Regions from separate parts of the Homo sapiens genome. Here region 1 is linked to region 2. Evidence: read pairs that join two places in POLR2A ChIA-PET (ENCODE). Cell type or tissue: Panc1. All regions are shown on one strand. Each heading gives the region's core, and the rest is flanking DNA. Links, peaks and the distances in the headings are about the cores only.

What was found. Peaks named below come from ENCODE experiments on the same cell type or tissue, not always from the same donor. Only the 100,000 strongest peaks of a DNase experiment are listed, where the experiment ranks them.
Region 1: POLR2A ChIA-PET joins it to region 2 with 13 read pairs; 2 of 35 experiments call an interaction of 5 or more read pairs at or near these places.

Annotation. Positions count from the first base shown.
Region 1 is chr13:87,663,278-87,671,689 of GRCh38, reverse strand. SLITRK5 (SLIT and NTRK like family member 5) reads right to left here and starts at 319. Exons shown (of 2, transcript NM_001384609.1): 1 at 1-319. It overlaps LOC124900338 (formin-like protein 5), which reads left to right. Exons shown (of 2, transcript XM_047430855.1): 1 at 1-854. It overlaps MIR4500HG (MIR4500 host gene), which reads left to right and starts at 727. Exons shown (of 6, transcript NR_033829.1): 1 at 727-854. RefSeq lists an enhancer at 91-592. In Panc1, for the core only: CTCF peaks have their summits at 323 (motif pointing right), 1,881 and 2,111 (motif pointing right); a DNase peak (open chromatin) is centred at 2,119; H3K4me3 peaks cover 1,223 bases; H3K27ac peaks cover 1,652 bases.
Region 2 is chr13:87,511,183-87,519,883 of GRCh38, reverse strand. It overlaps MIR4500HG (MIR4500 host gene), which reads left to right. Exons shown (of 6, transcript NR_033829.1): 2 at 8,414-8,518. Among named protein-coding and RNA genes, the nearest start is that of MIR4500, 100 kb to the left of the region's middle. In Panc1, for the core only: no CTCF peak of the experiment used is centred there; no DNase peak of the experiment used is centred there.

The sequences.
Region 1 (8,412 bases), core at 38-8,037, 150 kb before region 2:
AATCGTCATTAGTTGGAACTCTCTATCACCGACATCCTTTGGGGTTTCTGGGGGAAGGGGGGGGCGGGCAGCAACCGCGTCGTTCTATGCCTGTGGCTTGTCCTGGCAGCCCGGTGGCTCTAAAAAAAACTCCGAGAAAGTTGCGTCTTCCTCCCGGGCGCCGAGGAGGTGGCAACGCGGTAAGCAACACCGGGTCTCTGAGACAGCTGCTCCGGAGCGGGTGCAGGGCCCAGTCCAGTGCACTTGTTTATTGTCGCGCCTCTGGTGCGAGCCAAGCTGCAGCAGACATGATGGGCCCGGGGCGAAGCGGGCGCTCGGTGGCCGATAGATGGCAGCCGAGGGCGAAGGCGTCCCTGGGCTAGGGCGGCGCAACCGGGGCCCCCTTGGATGTCACATTCGTAGGAAGAGAGAGAAGTCTTGGACCATGTGTGTAATTCGAGCGTGGGACTGTGCAATTCTCGGATTGGGAAAGGGAGGAGTGGAAATAACCCCGGCAGTGCCAGGCTTGCTGGTGGTCAGGAACAGATGATTCCAGCCCTGTGCTGATCGCCTGCCTTCCTCCTGCCATTCAGAATGCTGCTGTCTCGTGTACTTACTGTTAAGGATCCTGGAAAAGGGAGTGGTTCCTCCTAGCTGCAAACAAGGGCGCTACTTTTCTTTTCTCTTTAATAGAATTACGTTTTATAGGTGTGTCTAGGCAACACAAGGGAATGTGAAAGACTTTCAGAGGGAATGTTTGTGAATACATCTGGTGTGTACTAAAAAGCTGGAAAACCCCTAAGTAAATGCAATATCGATAGAAAGCGAGTTTCTTGAAGAGTCATCTGCTAAACTCCACTAGAGTCATCTCTACAGTAAGTATTCTTGGGTCTTTCCATGAAACCAGACACTTCCATCCCCAAAAAGGGGTCTTTACTTTCATAAGACATGTTTTCAATATTTGTAATATTAGACCTGCCGTTCATCCCGGGTATAAGAGAAAAGTTGATAATAGTAAGTGACCCAGTGCAGGCTGAGTGCACATGTGCCTGTTCCTTTGATAACTATGTAGTTAGTTTCTCCATGTAAATATATTTTACCCACTTTATTTTGCAATTAATTACGTCTTAATTATTATTGATATTGTTTTATTCTTAGTAATATTTGGGATAATACTGTGTTATAATCTGGTTAATCATATGTTTAATATTGATATAGAGTCTGATAATATGTCTATGTTCTGAGATGTATATATATCTCAGGTGATGAACATTGCAGTCTCCTGAGGTACTGCAATCTTTTTTGAACTTTCCCCTGCGTATGTTGTGTGAATATATATATTTTTACTTTATACCATAAAAACTTTATTTGGAAGCAATTTTGTTTAAGTATGGGTTATATTCAAGGGAGAGGAAGGAAAGAAGTAATATGTAATTTCAGACAATAAAAACAAAATCTTGTAATGAACGTTTCATTAAATTTAGAAGCATTTGACCTAGGAATGATAGCCACTAGCTGTAGATACATTGCATCAACAAATATAACTTACACGTCATCCACAAAAGGCTTATTTCTGTATTTTTTATTCAGTCATTAACTTTTAACATTATATAAACATTTCAGAAAATTTATTTTAAGTTTAAAATTACTTTTATATTTTCAAAATGAAATGAAATATTTAAATTTAAAATTATATAGGAATTACAGCCAGAAGCCTTTGGAATATAAATATTGAGTCCTATCAGAAACATAATTTTCAATATCGATTAACTTTGTAGAAGTTCTTAAAGGTCCTAAATTGTCTTAATCGATTATTGATTTTTTCAAAATAGCTGAAATAAAGCTGTTATATTTTATCACTGTTCTAAATCTTTATAATTTCATTCAATAGCAAAGTTTAATTCATGGTTTTGTATTATTTTTATTTTAAATATTTATTGTTCTAATTAAAGGAAATATTATTCAACTAAGAAGTATTAAATATGTTTGGAATTAGTTTAGGTTACAGTTTTGTTAGAAACACTTATGCTAATAATCTAGTTTACCTCTTGTGGTTCAAATAAGTAAATGATGAAAACTTTCTGCCATTAACTCAACATTAAGGATGGTCCCGGAAGCCACCATTACCTTTTGCCACTAGGTGTCTCTATAAGATGCTCTGCAAGAGAATGAAATTTTAGAAAATACTGTGACTTGAACAGTTCAGAACAGAAAAACACAAGAGGGAAAACATCATAGATATAAGGAAAAGCCTCAGTTATTAATCTGTTTCTTTATTTGCATTGAATGTTGACTATTGCTTAGAAAATATATAAGTGAATTACATAAGAGTGATCAAATATGAGCCAAAACTTTTACCCACATGAACAAATGTATCTATGTTTTAGTCTATACTAAGCAACACATGGTCATATGTGTATACATGCTTTCAGACAGCACTCAGATGCATGCACTTAATTACATAGATACATTTGGCCATTGTAAAATTAAATGATTGATCAAATATATCTCCCCAGAATTAAGTCTATTAATATTAAACATTATTTGATGGAGTTGGATGTGAAAGTCACATTTGTCCAAATGTTTGCAAATATTTTTTTTTCATATTAGAATTATCTATTGAGAGGGTATCATCATAAGTGTATATCATGTAGGGAAATATATTTGACATTTATATTGTAAATATAATTGTCATTATCAATTATGGCCATAATTTGATACCTGCAAATTTAAATTTAAATTGAAAACATAAGTAGCATACTTGCCACTTAAAATTGACCATATATTTTTGTAAATTTATATTTATTAGTTTCTAGAATTATTATTTTAGTGCTTTATGAACACAGGAGGGATTCTTATATTAAGTACATTTTTTAAGATAATTCTTATCACATTTGCGTATCACTGTGTGTTATCATTAGAATTTTAAAATGCTTAGTCAAGAATTATGGTGCTTTAAGAAACAACCTAATGAGGATTATAAACAAGGAAATTCTTTATTAATCATTTCATGACTTCATAAGTATTGATCAACATCTAAAGCCAGTAGAGCTTGCAATTTGTTGTTGTTGTTGTTGTTGTTAGCCTAACTGGTGAGTTAAGATTATGGAATTCTAATGCTAAGTTTCTATTCCTCCATAGTAATGGCTAAGAAGTCTGTTCAACTCAATTTAATAAATGACACATTTTTCAAGTCTAAGTTAAAGGGCATATGTCTTTAAAGTTTTTGAAATTGAAATTATATATATATCACATTCATATATATAATTATATATAATATATGTTATATGTATATCACATATCTAAAAGGAGAAAATGAAAGTTTCTCCTGGAGGAAAATAATGAGTCACCATTTATGATTGTGTCTCTATGAAATTGCTAAATTAAATAACTGTACAGCATTTGTCTTTGACATTTTGTCTAATACATTTAAAATTAAAAACAAACATCATGCAGTTATATTTATCAAATTAAAAATGGCCAGCAAATCTAATTTTGCTGAAATTATTTATTCACTTACAGACTTAATTATTCACAGCCTTAGAAATAGACTCTCAGAGGCATTACAAAAGAATATACAAAAAATAGCCAATTTTCTTCCTTGCCTCATGCAGTTCCTTGCACATACACTCGGATATTTTTTGATATAATTACATATGAAAATATCCTTTTTGGATAACCAATTGGAAATATCTACAAAAATATATCTTTGGAACACTACTTTTTCAGAAAGTAGCCTTCAGGTGTGCCAAAGTAAGATATATAAAACACTATGTCAGAAGATATGTAACAGATGCTTGCATTTGAAAATGAGTAAGAACAAGTTAAATGTCTGACTCACTGAAAAGTCATACACATCCTTCTATACCTTAGAATACTCTTCTACTTTAAACAACAGTTTGTATAGGAATACTGTTTTGCCATTATTAGGAGTATATATAGCATTACCTATAATTTGTGAGAGGCAGACTTTTTTTCTGGAAAGAAATTAATACACACAAATCTAATAATAGTGGTTACCTTTTGGAAGAAGACTGGCGTCTTAAATAGAATGGGAATTTATTTTTCATCGTATGCTCTTTTTTTTTTTTTTTTTTTTACTATTTTTGTTTCTTACTGTTTTAGTTTCTACTACAGTTTGTTCAATTTTGCATACACATCCCCAATAAAAATTTATAAAAATGTGCACTTGAAAAATAAGAATATTTGGAGGGGTGATTTAAGAGCTTAGGAAGAGTTCAAGATGATTTCCTTAAATTAATCTCTATCCCATAGTTCTCAAATGGTTTTATTTTTCATGGCACATTATTATCACTGGAGACACTGAATACATTTCTAACTATGAGTGTCAATTAATTAGTTACAATAATTTCTCAGCATTACTCATATATGACATTCAATTCTAGCTACCAGTATCAGCTAATAGAATGGTAATTAATAGAAGCTAGCTTTGTTATCTTCACACTATTCAGAACCATGCTGTGTACTGGGAACATCAGTTTTATTTGATACTCTGGTGAGTGAAGAGGAAGATCAAAATGGCTCTGTAGAGAAGATAAGTAATTGCACTTGAAGTTGTCAGCAGCTGTTCTTTACTGTTTACTGAAGAAAAGTGAGTGTGTAGTTGTGACATTTTAAATATACAAACTATCGTCAGACCCTGTTAGAACAAAGGCTACTGCCATCTGGCTTATACTAGCATTGAAATGCACACATTCCACTGGAAATGAAGCAGTTTCACAATGTAATCAGATTAGCTTTTCTATGTAACTCTCTATTAGTGTATGATTTGTCTCTTGGGACCCATTGGTCCTTGGTTCTCACACATCTCTAGTCATTTTTAGAAAATAAGTCTAAACAGGCATTATGTTATGCCTGTGTTTTCTGGGTTATTTCTGTTGTTTTTTTTTTCAGAGAAAAACAATTAATTATCCTAAAACAGTTAAATTACAACAATTTCAGAAGAACCATTGCTAATGAAAAATATCTAAATTGATTATACTACATTCAACTTTGCCAACTGGAATCCTTCATTCATCAGAATACTCATAATCTCTTTATCCCCTCAAAATGAATCAGCCTTTTTCCCAACTCCCAACGCTTTGGTTTCCACTGCCCTTTTATCTATCAGACTTTTCATTTTTCTTTTACCTACTGTTCTAGAGAATTCTCTGTAAGTCCTTTCTCCATCTGAAAAAATCTTACTTATTCTTTCTAACAATGAAGACTGCTCATCTAAACATTCCCTTGCATTATCAAGCACTTGACCTGCACAATGCTCTATTTCTTGCTTAATGTGTTTTTTCTTCCAGACTATATTATCATTCCTTATTTTGAAAACTGTATATGGTATCCTTTCAATAGCAAGAAAAATGAGCTCCAGAAATCTCTTTGTATACACAAAATACTTGTTCATTTATGAATTTATTAATTGAACAAATATTTATTTAGCACCTAAAATGTGCTAGATCCTGTCTCTTGTATTTGAGATGAAAATAGTTGATTCATATCAGAATGCTTACAGAGATGTTTGACTTTTTGTAGATTATCTATTTTCTCTATTAAAAGTCTCTATCAAAATTAATGAACTACAATTTATGCAATAAAATTATATTGTATAAATTGTATTCTTGAATAATATTTATAGTGGCATATGTGCACCAAGCATCTACAAGAGGCTGTTCAATAGAATTTTCTGTGATAATGGAAATTAACTGTATCTGTGCGATCCAATATGATAGCCATTGGCCACATAAGGCTACTGAGAAATTGAAATATGAATGATACCTTTCTGTAGGAGGTAGCTTAAAAAAATGAAATGTGGATGATATGGCAAAGGAACTAAAATTTTATTTGTTATTTAAATTTGATTGATTTAAATTTAAATAGCCACCTGTGGCTAGTGGCTACCATTGGACAGTGCAGGTCTAGAATATAAATTCCCAGAGGATTGAAACTGTGTTTCTTGTTCAATTTCTGGGATACCTTGGAAATTCAATCAATATGAACAGCTGCACTCATAAGTAATGATGGTGATTATGACACCCTCAATAAATAAGGACAATTATGATTCACATTTGGCAAGAGGCCTGATTTGCATTCTGTTTAGGGTCTCTATTCAATTCTTTCGAATTGCATTCAATTGAAGGCCTCTACTATTCTTTTAAAGATTTCAAGGAACTTTACAAGCACTTCAAAATTCTTCATTACACCCTTATTATACCTCTATAAAGAAAGAAAGGTAGATTATTTTAAATCAATAGAATTTTATTAGAAGATAAGTGCCTTTTTATGCATGGCAAAGTACTCTCTAAAGTACTTTTCTCTAGATCACACAGTGGGATGTTAGTAGAACTGGGAAAGAAAATACTAAATCAGTATTTTGCTTCAGGAATTATCTAGGATAAGTTTTGTGTGCAAAAAAAGACTTTAAAAAAACTGCACTTGAATGTTTGTGTTCCATCTATTTTAATACGAAAACATGATTTTAAAGTTTAGTGGCTTTTTGTACAATTGGAGTGGGCAGAGTTTGAACAGCAAATTATAATTAACTAATTTATAGAATGCTAATATGGTCCCTAATTTCCATGAAAAGCTCAATAAACCTCAGTTTTAATAAAATGACATTTATAAATCTGATACAAAGACATAATGTCTTGATAATAAGTCCCATTCAGAAGTTATAATTTTTTAAGGTTAGAGTTTGTTTTTCATCAATCTATCTAAAATATTAGTTACATTAGTGACCTTTATTTCCAACAATATGCTTCTTCCATAGACAAAACCAATATAACTTCAAAGGAATTACACATTGCTGAAAGGCTTAAGTCCAAAATAATTAGGAAACCACCAGATCTCGCCATCAGTAAAGTGTTTCTCGAAGACGTTGAATTCATTCTTGGTTCTGGCTTCATATCATTTGCACCTCTGCATTAATGAAAACATTTCCTCTGGGTAGATGACAAAGTTAATGTGCTATGTCTTCAATTGACTATATAACTATCACACTGGTTAATCAAATAATAAATATTAAAATGGAAACTCCTTGGAAAATATAATATAATTATTAATCTGGTCCAGGCATGGTGGCTCACTCCTCTAAACCCAGCACTTTGGGAGGCCAAGGTGGAAGGATTTCTTGAGGCCAGGAGTTCAAGACCAGTTTGGGCAACATAGCAAGACCCCATCTGTAGAAAAATAAAAATAAAAGTAGTTGAGTGTGGTGGTGTGCACCTGTAGTTTTAGCTTTTCAGGAGGCTGAAGTAGGAGGATGCCTTGAGTCCAAGAGTTTTAGGTTGCACTGAGGTATGATCTGGCATGGGAGAGAGAATGAGAGAATGAGATCCTGTCTTTCAAAAAGAGTTTTTTAAAAAATAATTATTATTAATCTTAACTTACAGATTTTAAGTAATTCTTTTTTTTTTTTTTTTTTCCGAGATGGAGTCTTGCTCTGTTGCTCAGGCTGCAGTGCAGTGTCCTGATCTTGGCTCACTGTAACGTAACGTTCTTCTCCCGGGTTCGAGCAATTCTCCTGCCTCAGCCTCCTGAATGGCTGAGACAGCAAGCACGTGCCACCATGCCTGGCTAATTTTTTTTTATTTTATTTTTAGTAGAGATGGGGTTTCACTGTGTTAGCCAGGATGGTCTCGATCTCCTGACCTTGTAATCCACCTGCCTCGGCCTCCCAAAATGTTGGGATTACAGACATGAGCCACCGTGCCCAGCCCATTTTATTCTACTAGTTATCTTTATTTAAACAAATATTGGTAATTGGTTGGTAAATTCATGAAAAGTTACCTCTGAAAAACACACCTGTGCCAGCTCAGTTTTTGTTTAATATTAGATGATGCATTTTTATTCTGTGATTATAAATATTCCATCAATCTAATGAAGATTTTTATAGTGACACTAAATTTATAGTTATTCTCATATAGCATGCTATGATGTATGCTGCAATTTTAATTGATTATTATAATTCGTAATGAACAAATAACCAATTTTGATTTTAATCACCAGTATGAGATGCATGATTCATTCTAAAATCAATCTAGGTCTTCAACTGCTTTATTATATGAGTAGTGACTGCTATACAAACAGACTTTAACCAATTACACTACCACTTATTCATGATATCTAAGAATTTTCATATTTAAAAATACTTCACTATAGCATAGATATGGTAGCATTTAGTAGTAATGTATTACATAGAGAAAGGCAGGCTTAAATTCATTTGTCCCTCATAATAGGAATGCATTTGACTGGATTTTTTGATATGTAATGTGATGATTTTTTATCATTTCTGAGATGAAGACTTGCTCTGTCCCCCAGGCTGGAGTGCAGTGGTGTGATCTTGGCTCACTGCAACCTCCTCCTCCTGGGTTCAAGCAATTCTCCTGTCTCAGCCTCTCGAGTAGCTGGGATTACAGGCATGTG
Region 2 (8,701 bases), core at 330-8,329:
AAAGAAATCTCATATGAATTTTGCTTAGGTCTCAAATGACTAGTATATATATTTGAATATAATGACAAGAAAACCCCAGAATCTATTTATTTTTCAACTCTGCTTTTTCACTACTGAAGCTTCATGTTGTATCTTTTAGTACTGGAAAGATCTTGTTTGTGTGTAGCATTTTTGTTGAATAAAATAGGAATTTAAGGCATACCTTCTGGAAAATATTTATTTTCAGAGGAATATTTCAGTATGACTTACACTTAGCACATATAAAAATAATCATAAACTTTGCATGTTACTTTAGGATTTGCATAATGTTCAATAATATTACATTCCAGTTATATATATTACTCCATATGGTTATACAGAGCAGATACATTTCCCAATATTTTTTCTTTTGTTTTTAACACCTTAGAATAAACAGAAAAGTGAGATTCCAAGGCTTTAAAAAAAAGCCATCTTTAATTATTTGAGTTGAAAACAAAAATTGTACACGATAAGGCAAACAAAATCTATATCACAGACTGTCTTGAAAAAAAATCATTCCCAAAATAAATAAGTATATTAAAAAATATCAATTACAAAGTTAACCTAAATTAGAAATAATTGAAATTCAGAAATTTTCACCATGTGCTACTGATTTTATTTGGAAATAAATAATTCACACAACTTTAAATCTGGAATTTTTTTGAGAAAAAACAAAATATTATACAATAGGTATAAATTACATATATACATAAAACATGTATATATAAATAATAGGATTCAGAGGCAATATAATTGAAAAGGTTGAACATATTTGTCTTATAAAATGTCTATTTAAATTACAGAAACTCTGTATAGTAGTTTGAAAAACAAATATTGCTCTTTAGGATTAGAACAACTACTCTTGTTTTATGTTCACAATTTTGTTGGGGATATTTCTTGATATCTCAACTCAATATTCAGAAAATTTATAATTTTTTCAAACCTATTTTAGAAACACATAATCTTACATTAAGTTAATACACTTATCTCAATATTCAGAAATTGAGCTTTGATAATGAGGTCATGGGTTATGATAGGAATTTGGTTACTTGCAATGTGCATTTATTTGTACAAGAATGATATATGAATTTACTGAACATAAAAACATTGAGGCTGTTCATTTCTGCTACAAAGTCATTCTAATCATCAGGAAGCAGAAAGATTTGTGTTATTCATTCTTTGCTGATACCCATGAATTTTGAAGTTCCAGATGCTGTGAGAATTTATGAGGTAGAAAGCATTACTCAAAGCCAAAGAATTACTGCAGAATTAACTAATTAGGATGCTTGGTCTTCAGAATCTATAGACTCAAGTTTATGTCTTAATGTGGCAACTATATTTGTTATATGCTTCTGCATGAGGAGTTTACCTTTCTAAATTTCAAAATTAAAACATTTTTTTTTTCATTTTTGAAGGGAAGGGAACAATTATGATGGCTAATATTGTTTGTGTGTCAGATTGTGTACTACATTATGCTATATAACACTTATAAAAAGCACAAGGAGTATGCACTAATATTTTCCACAATTTATAGAGGATAGTCTGTAGACTATGATATATAAATAGGCATAGAGTTGTTCAAGTAGTAAATAACAAAGCAGTAAAACATTTTTAAACAATCTGATTCTAGAGGTCAAACATGTAATCAAAACAGTCTATTGCTTTTTCATAGGACTTTTATGAAGATTTGATTAAAACCTGTTTCTAAAATTCAAAGTAAGATTCATTGTACATAGCAAAACTTCAAGATTTACCAGTTTTTATTACTATTAATATACTGGTTTACTTTCATAAAATATGTGAGTACTTTTAGTAAAAATCTACTTAATTTGTTCAAGAACAAATAAATACCAATTATAGCAAAGACACATAAATATCTCCTTAAATATAATATTTTAAATTAAAACACTTTTATACATTAATTTTAAAATAAATTACTTGCATTTTACTATCGTCATTTTTTTAAGTAATAAAGTCATCAGATCATGACATTCCTATATTTAAGACATTCCAAGGACTTTTCATCAACTTAGCATAGAATCAAAGCCCTTACCTGGTCTCATATGATCAGCACAATGTTTTTTCAGCGCCTCCAAACACATATTACTCCATCAGGAATAGACTTTTTGCTTCTCCTCAAATATATTTGAACATGGATGTTTCACTTGGTATATCCTCTGCCAGAAATCGTCTCTCCCCGTTCAATAATTCAGGACACATAATTTAGGTCTGAGCTCATTTATGAGCACAGCAAAGAAGCCATTCCAGTCAAATCTATTTAAAAGGTTTTCACCTCATTTTTATCCCTTAGCTAGCTTTATTTTTCTTTATATCACTTGAAAGTATGTTACAATCTATAATATTTTACTTGCTTAGTCAACGACAATGTTATATACGTTTCATAACAATGTTATTTTGTATTATTAATCTCATTATACCTGGCACCTAAAAGGGAGCCCAACACATAGCATAAAATAATAATAATGTTGTACTGATGAGTAAGTAAAGCCATATATGAGCCAACTTAGCAGTCTGGGAATTGAAGTCCCTTGTCTTTCTTGAATAAAATACACCGCTAATGCAGTCCATACAAAATCCAGGTTCAAATTCTTTAAACTTATATTAGAACATGAGGATAAATGGGAAATGATCTGAGTTCATTAATTTCTAGGTTGATGTTTACAAGTTATTTTTCTACTTTCATATTTTCTTACACAAAATCAGTTTGATAACATAGTTTAAAAATTGTATTAGAGAGTTCCAAATTTCCAAAAGCTCCAAATTTCCAAACCACAAATCTTTTGCTTTTCACATTTATATTCCATTGGTTTGTGTACTCGTTAACTGAGTTGAGTAATTTGAATAACAAGTATGAGTGAGACAACAGATTTGACAAAAATTCTTCTGTGGTGATCACCAGTGAAACTTGTGGGGAACTTAGGCTGACAAGGAGCCTGTTGTTCCCTGGCATTCAGAAAGCCAAAGCCACCAGAAGGGTACAGTCTACAGAAGGGAATGGAGAACATCTGTTTATTAAGCTAGTTAGTAATGAAAAGATATCTTCTACTATACATTTATTTGTATTTCATTTGAACTTTACAACAGCCTCTTGAAGCAAGTGAAAAACAAGCTTATTATTTTTATGAGGAAATCGGAAACTTAAATAAAAATACTCGTAAGTAACAAAATTGGGAATGAAATCAAATCTTGTTTCCCTTTCACTATGCAACATACTTTGTAAAATCTGAGGAAATGAGGTAAAAAATGTTTAGGCCATTAGCTTCTCTTCAATAAGATGCATTGTCTCTAAATAAGTTATTTCATGTATTTTAAAAAGAAAATGTTGCATCAGAATAGGGAAGAAATCAAGTATCTCATTGGGTAATGAAAAATACACACATATACATGCACCTACATACACACACACACAAACACACATACAGATATTATAGGCACTGCATTAGGAAATGCTGCATTGTATGAAGTTAGAATTCCTCTAGTGAGTGTAATGATAAAGCTTTAGCACAAGACTCTTTACTGCAGAAATATGAAAGGCATTTTTTATTTTCCTTGATGCAATTCACAGAAGTTAAGATATAGACTGCTTTTTCATTGTACCACCACAACTCTCAGAGAAAAGAGAACTTTCTAATATGACAGACATTTTGAGGATTTCCTATTTAGTTCAAAAATGTATATGACAAAGCCCATATGTAATTTTTTTGGTGTCTTGGACTTTTTAACAATTTCTTGAAGCTCATGTTCCCCACTAAGAATAAAAATTAAACGTATAAAACACATTGGACTAGAATACAGTAGATTACATTGAAATATAGTAATCAAAATATTAGAAAAACACATTTGTGATTAAGCAATCCATATACTTATTTATTAATAGATTAAATAAAAAGATCTAGTGAGAGGGCTGTTAATTATTTTTTTCAAGGTAATAGCAAGTGAAAATTATGACAAAAGGCAACTGCAATCACTGCAATATGATATGAAAATGTGTGAATACTATTTTGAGAAAGTCATGTAGTGCTTATTTTGTGGTTTGCTGCCTATATTCATATATAAGGAGAAGAATAATTTCCATTAATGTTAGTGAAAATAAAGATATACTGTTTGTCTCATAAAAGTTCAGGGATCCCTTTAATTCTGCTTACAAAACATGGCATTTCACAGAATGCAGAATAAGAATTCCTGCTACAGAATATTCTATGGCCCACGTATCCCCTTTTTTTCTTTTTATTTATATTTTATTCTTTATGTATATTTTACTTTTGATTTTATATTTTATTTCCCTTCAAAAACTATAATCAGTTCAAATATAAACATTGCACATTGTCAAAATTATATTCTACTGTTTAATATGATAGATTTTGACTTGGAATTAGCTTTGCAGCAATAACACAAAACATTAAATAAGAGAGTAAAAATATTGAGAGAAACTTCCTACCACAAATTCCAATTATAAAAATTAACCAACAATTATTCAAGAAAATAATATAGATATAAATCTAATGCTTTAAATATTTGTAAATGTTTTTTTATTTAAAAAATCCTTAATATTAAAATGTAAATGTAGAATACTCAACATTTTTATTATTTTTTAAAGGAAGGAGTTTGAAAAGATTCAAGAACAGTGCATGTGAATTAGGGGATATGTATATTTTTAAAGTCCTGAAGTATACCTAAACAGTGGAGTATTGAGAATTAAAACAGATAGAAAACAACAAAATCCCTTGCCCAAATGCTTTTGCAGCTTAATTTACACATTCATTGTTTCACAGGAAAATTCTGTGACTTCTACCTTCAGACCCAAATTCAGATATGTGTCACTGTCTTCTTGTATTTGTATTTGAATGTATGCTTAGGTGACACCCAAACAAAGCTGAGAGTTTTAGTGTGTAATCTAAGATGCATCCAAGCACCTACAGCTTTATGAGCGCTACTTTATTCGTTCAGACATGTATACCAGGTATATGATTCCCACAGTGGCTTGTGTTAAGGAATTGGTGAGAACATAGATCAAACACTTATTTTCATTAAAAAAATGCTAACACCTTCACATTCGCATTTATTAGGAAGTTAAACTGACAAAGTGAGAAGGAAGTCCCACATTTTTATTTGATTTGAGTGAGCTGGATGTTCCAGAAATGAGTGTTTTCTACCTTCTGGCCTTCTACCAACAAGAGTACAAAGGAGCCTGGGGTCTGGTGCTCTGGGAAAAACCACTGCTTTAATTCCCTGAGTCCATTTAGAAAGCCTCATCATGGAATCCATTCTTGATTATATCAGTCACTACTATTTGCCCGAAGTGTTTGTTCCTCGCAGATTATCTCTCAGATGGTTCAGATAAAGCCTCCTCTGATCAAAATATTTTAAATTTTGCTCCAGATACCACACACTTTCATTTTATCTTTTCCATTTTTTTTCTAAATTATTCAATAACATCCAGCATGTGCTATATTTTGCATTTTTTTCATTGTTTATCTTCTGATTTTGATTGTAAACCCTGCTAGATAAAGGAATTTTGTTTGGCTTATGTACTTGTATGTCCCCCATATTTTGAGTTATGCCTGGCAGGTGGTACTTGCTTGATGAAAAAGTTGTTGATGGGTTAATAAATGATTAAAGGAGATGTCTCCAAATAGGATATATCCTCCTACCAGTTTACCTTAGCATCTCAAATCCCAGTATTGATGACCAAATTGCTGCTTTCTCATGCCACCAGGCACCCTCATGATCTGCACATACTCTATTATCCTCCTCAGTTTTCTGAACAATAAAGAGGAAAATGATGCAGCTAGAAATTGTGAAATCATCTCTGTCTCCAGCTCTTGTTTCATGATCATTGCAGTCCTAGCCTCAAATATGAGTAGAACAGAAAAAGTTTCTGAAACGTGTGCTTCCTTTTAGAAGATTTGGAATCCCTGACAGTGATAGCTCTAACTTTCATCACTGGCATATCATTGTCATAGAAAGATATTCTAGTGTTACTTTTTTCACCCTTAACATGCATTTTCTTCCTCTGGTTATCATTCTCTTGGTTGAAGCAGCATCAATGTTTATCTTTAAATAAAAACAGACTATCATATTCTCATGAGAAACTATATAGATGAGTTCATATTTATAGTCTAAAAACATTAATTTATTTCATTTTTATGTTTTAGAAATGGTTCGTCAGAAATAACAAAGATTGAGATTTTCTTGACATTACCTCACTCTATCTTTAATATTTCCACATATTCATAAACTAATTTCTCTATATGTACATGGAACTCATTCAAGTGGTATGCTAATTTGACTTTATAACAAAATAAATAAATTATTTCAAAGTAATACAAAATAGTGACCATTCCTTCTTTTCTAAAGGAGAGAAGGAACATTGTGGACCCCATGTAAATTACTGTACTAGACTCATTGTGCCAAGTGCTTGGGTATAAGCAAAAGTTACCTGCCATCCTCTCCCCTTTTTGTGTTCATCTGTCTTTCTGTGTTCTTTTTTTCCTCTCTCTCCATTTGGTGGCATGCTCATTTTTCAATCACTTTACCTTGGCATCACTAACAAACCTACTTTTTTTTTTCTCCCACATCCAGGCTGTTCAACACATTTCAAAATTCTGTTATTTCTTCCTGTTCCTGTCCTTAAAAGCTGTCACTTCCTCTCCGTTTCTGAAGCCAAAAACCTCATCCTAATATCTTTATCTACAGCAACATGTTCTCCTCTTCTACTCAAAATTTATTCTATGGTTTATTTTATCAGCCACATAAATTAGCAAAATTCCTGTTTTCCATTCAAGGTGATTAACTATTTTACATTAAGTTTCTTTTGACTTGTTGGAAGCTGAGTTCTTTTTGATTCACCCTGGTGCTCTTCTTTCTGCATGTTCACGTGGAGACCTGCCCACTTTGCCTCTACACATTGTTTTCAATGCCAGACATGATTGGTTTATAATTCCTTTCATTCAAATCTCTGAGTTGAGAAAACTCAAACCTTACACTTCTGAATCAATCAGGATAGGTTAGGAAGTGCTGTGGTGACAAGTAAGCCCTGAACTGCAGAGGCTCACAACAAAGGAATATTTTTACTCAACACCATTCTCAGGTGTTGAGACCACTGCCTGTGTAGTAGTTCTATGGTGCCTTTACTTTAGGTCCAAGGTGGGCAGAGTAGTGTCTGGATAGAACATTACAGGTTTGCGGCAGAGGGACGTAGAAACGATGTACTGGCTCATTAAACTGTCTGCTTGGAACTGACAAAGTCCAATTCTGTTTAAATCTTGTGAAATTTAGTCTCATGACAATGCTCCAGTTCAACAGGGTGAGGATATATGTGTTACCTGCTGGTTTGCTGAAATCTTGAGCACCAACCTGTTTGGTCAACAGTAATATAACCTTCCCCGCCTTCACAGTCACTGCCACCAGCACCAAAATTTTGGTATGCATTTTGACCAAGAAAATTAAGTTGACTTGGAAATATGAAAGGTGTAATCTATCATCATCCCTCCGAAATGAGGTTGTCAATTTGAAGCAAGGCTTTGGCAAACTGTAAGTCTGTGTGGCAGAAGCAGGGCAAAAATCTGTCTTGGAAATGCAAGTTCCAGAAAGACAGATCAGAATGATGACATGAGGCTGCTGCAGCATCTTCGTACAGTTGTATACACAGGCATTATTGTTAGGAAATTATTTTTCCTTCACATATAAGAGGCCATAATATAGTATGTGAATGTCACCTGCTTAAAGTAATAAGTAAATGAAAAGAATCAATTAGCAAATGCATTAGGCAGGGTACCACTGTGGGAGAAAATGACTGACTTCAGGACTCTTCTCAAAAATCCAAGAGAGAGAACTGATGTGAGATTCAAAGATTTGCCATTCACAATTGAATTTGAACACTATCAAGGCAAGATTCCTGATTTTAACTAAACACAGAATACATTTGAATTTACTAATTGAATTCCAGTGCTACACTACTTTTTCAACTCTAGTTATTTAATATAAATTGTAAAATAGGCCAAGGCGGGCAGATCACCTTAGGTCAGGAGACGAGGCCACTTGACCAATATGGGGAAACTCTGTCTCTACTAAAAATATAAAAATTAGCCAGGCTTGGTGGCATGCACCTGTAATCCCAGCTACTCCTGATGCTGAGACAGGAGAATCGCTTGAACCTGAGAGGCGGAGGTTGCAGTGAGCCGAGATGGCGCCATTGCACTCCAGCCTCAGCAACAAGAGCAAAACTCCATCTCAAAAAAAAAAAAGAAAAAAAAAAAATTTACGGTTTTGTATGAAGTCTACAAAATATTAAGTTTATTGAATATGTCAGTTGATTTTAAAAGTTTCTTATTTTAGGAAATTATAATAATTCCAATTGCTTCTTTTGCATTAGATAACAATATCAACTGAATATAAAATATTAATGCCATGGATGATCTCAGAAATGATTTCCTACAAAGTCCCAACCTATCCTGGAACATTTCTTATGTGTGCTTGGGTAAGTAGTTTTCTCTGCTTCACATTTCTATTAAGCAGCTTGGTACATCTCTCATTAACATGTTATGTTATAAACAATTCTACTTTTTAGAAAAATCTTTCCTCTTGTTTACCTGAAGTCTATATTTCTGTAATGTCTAGTCTATTATCATGGTTCTGCTTACTGGAAAAAAAAAGGCCATTT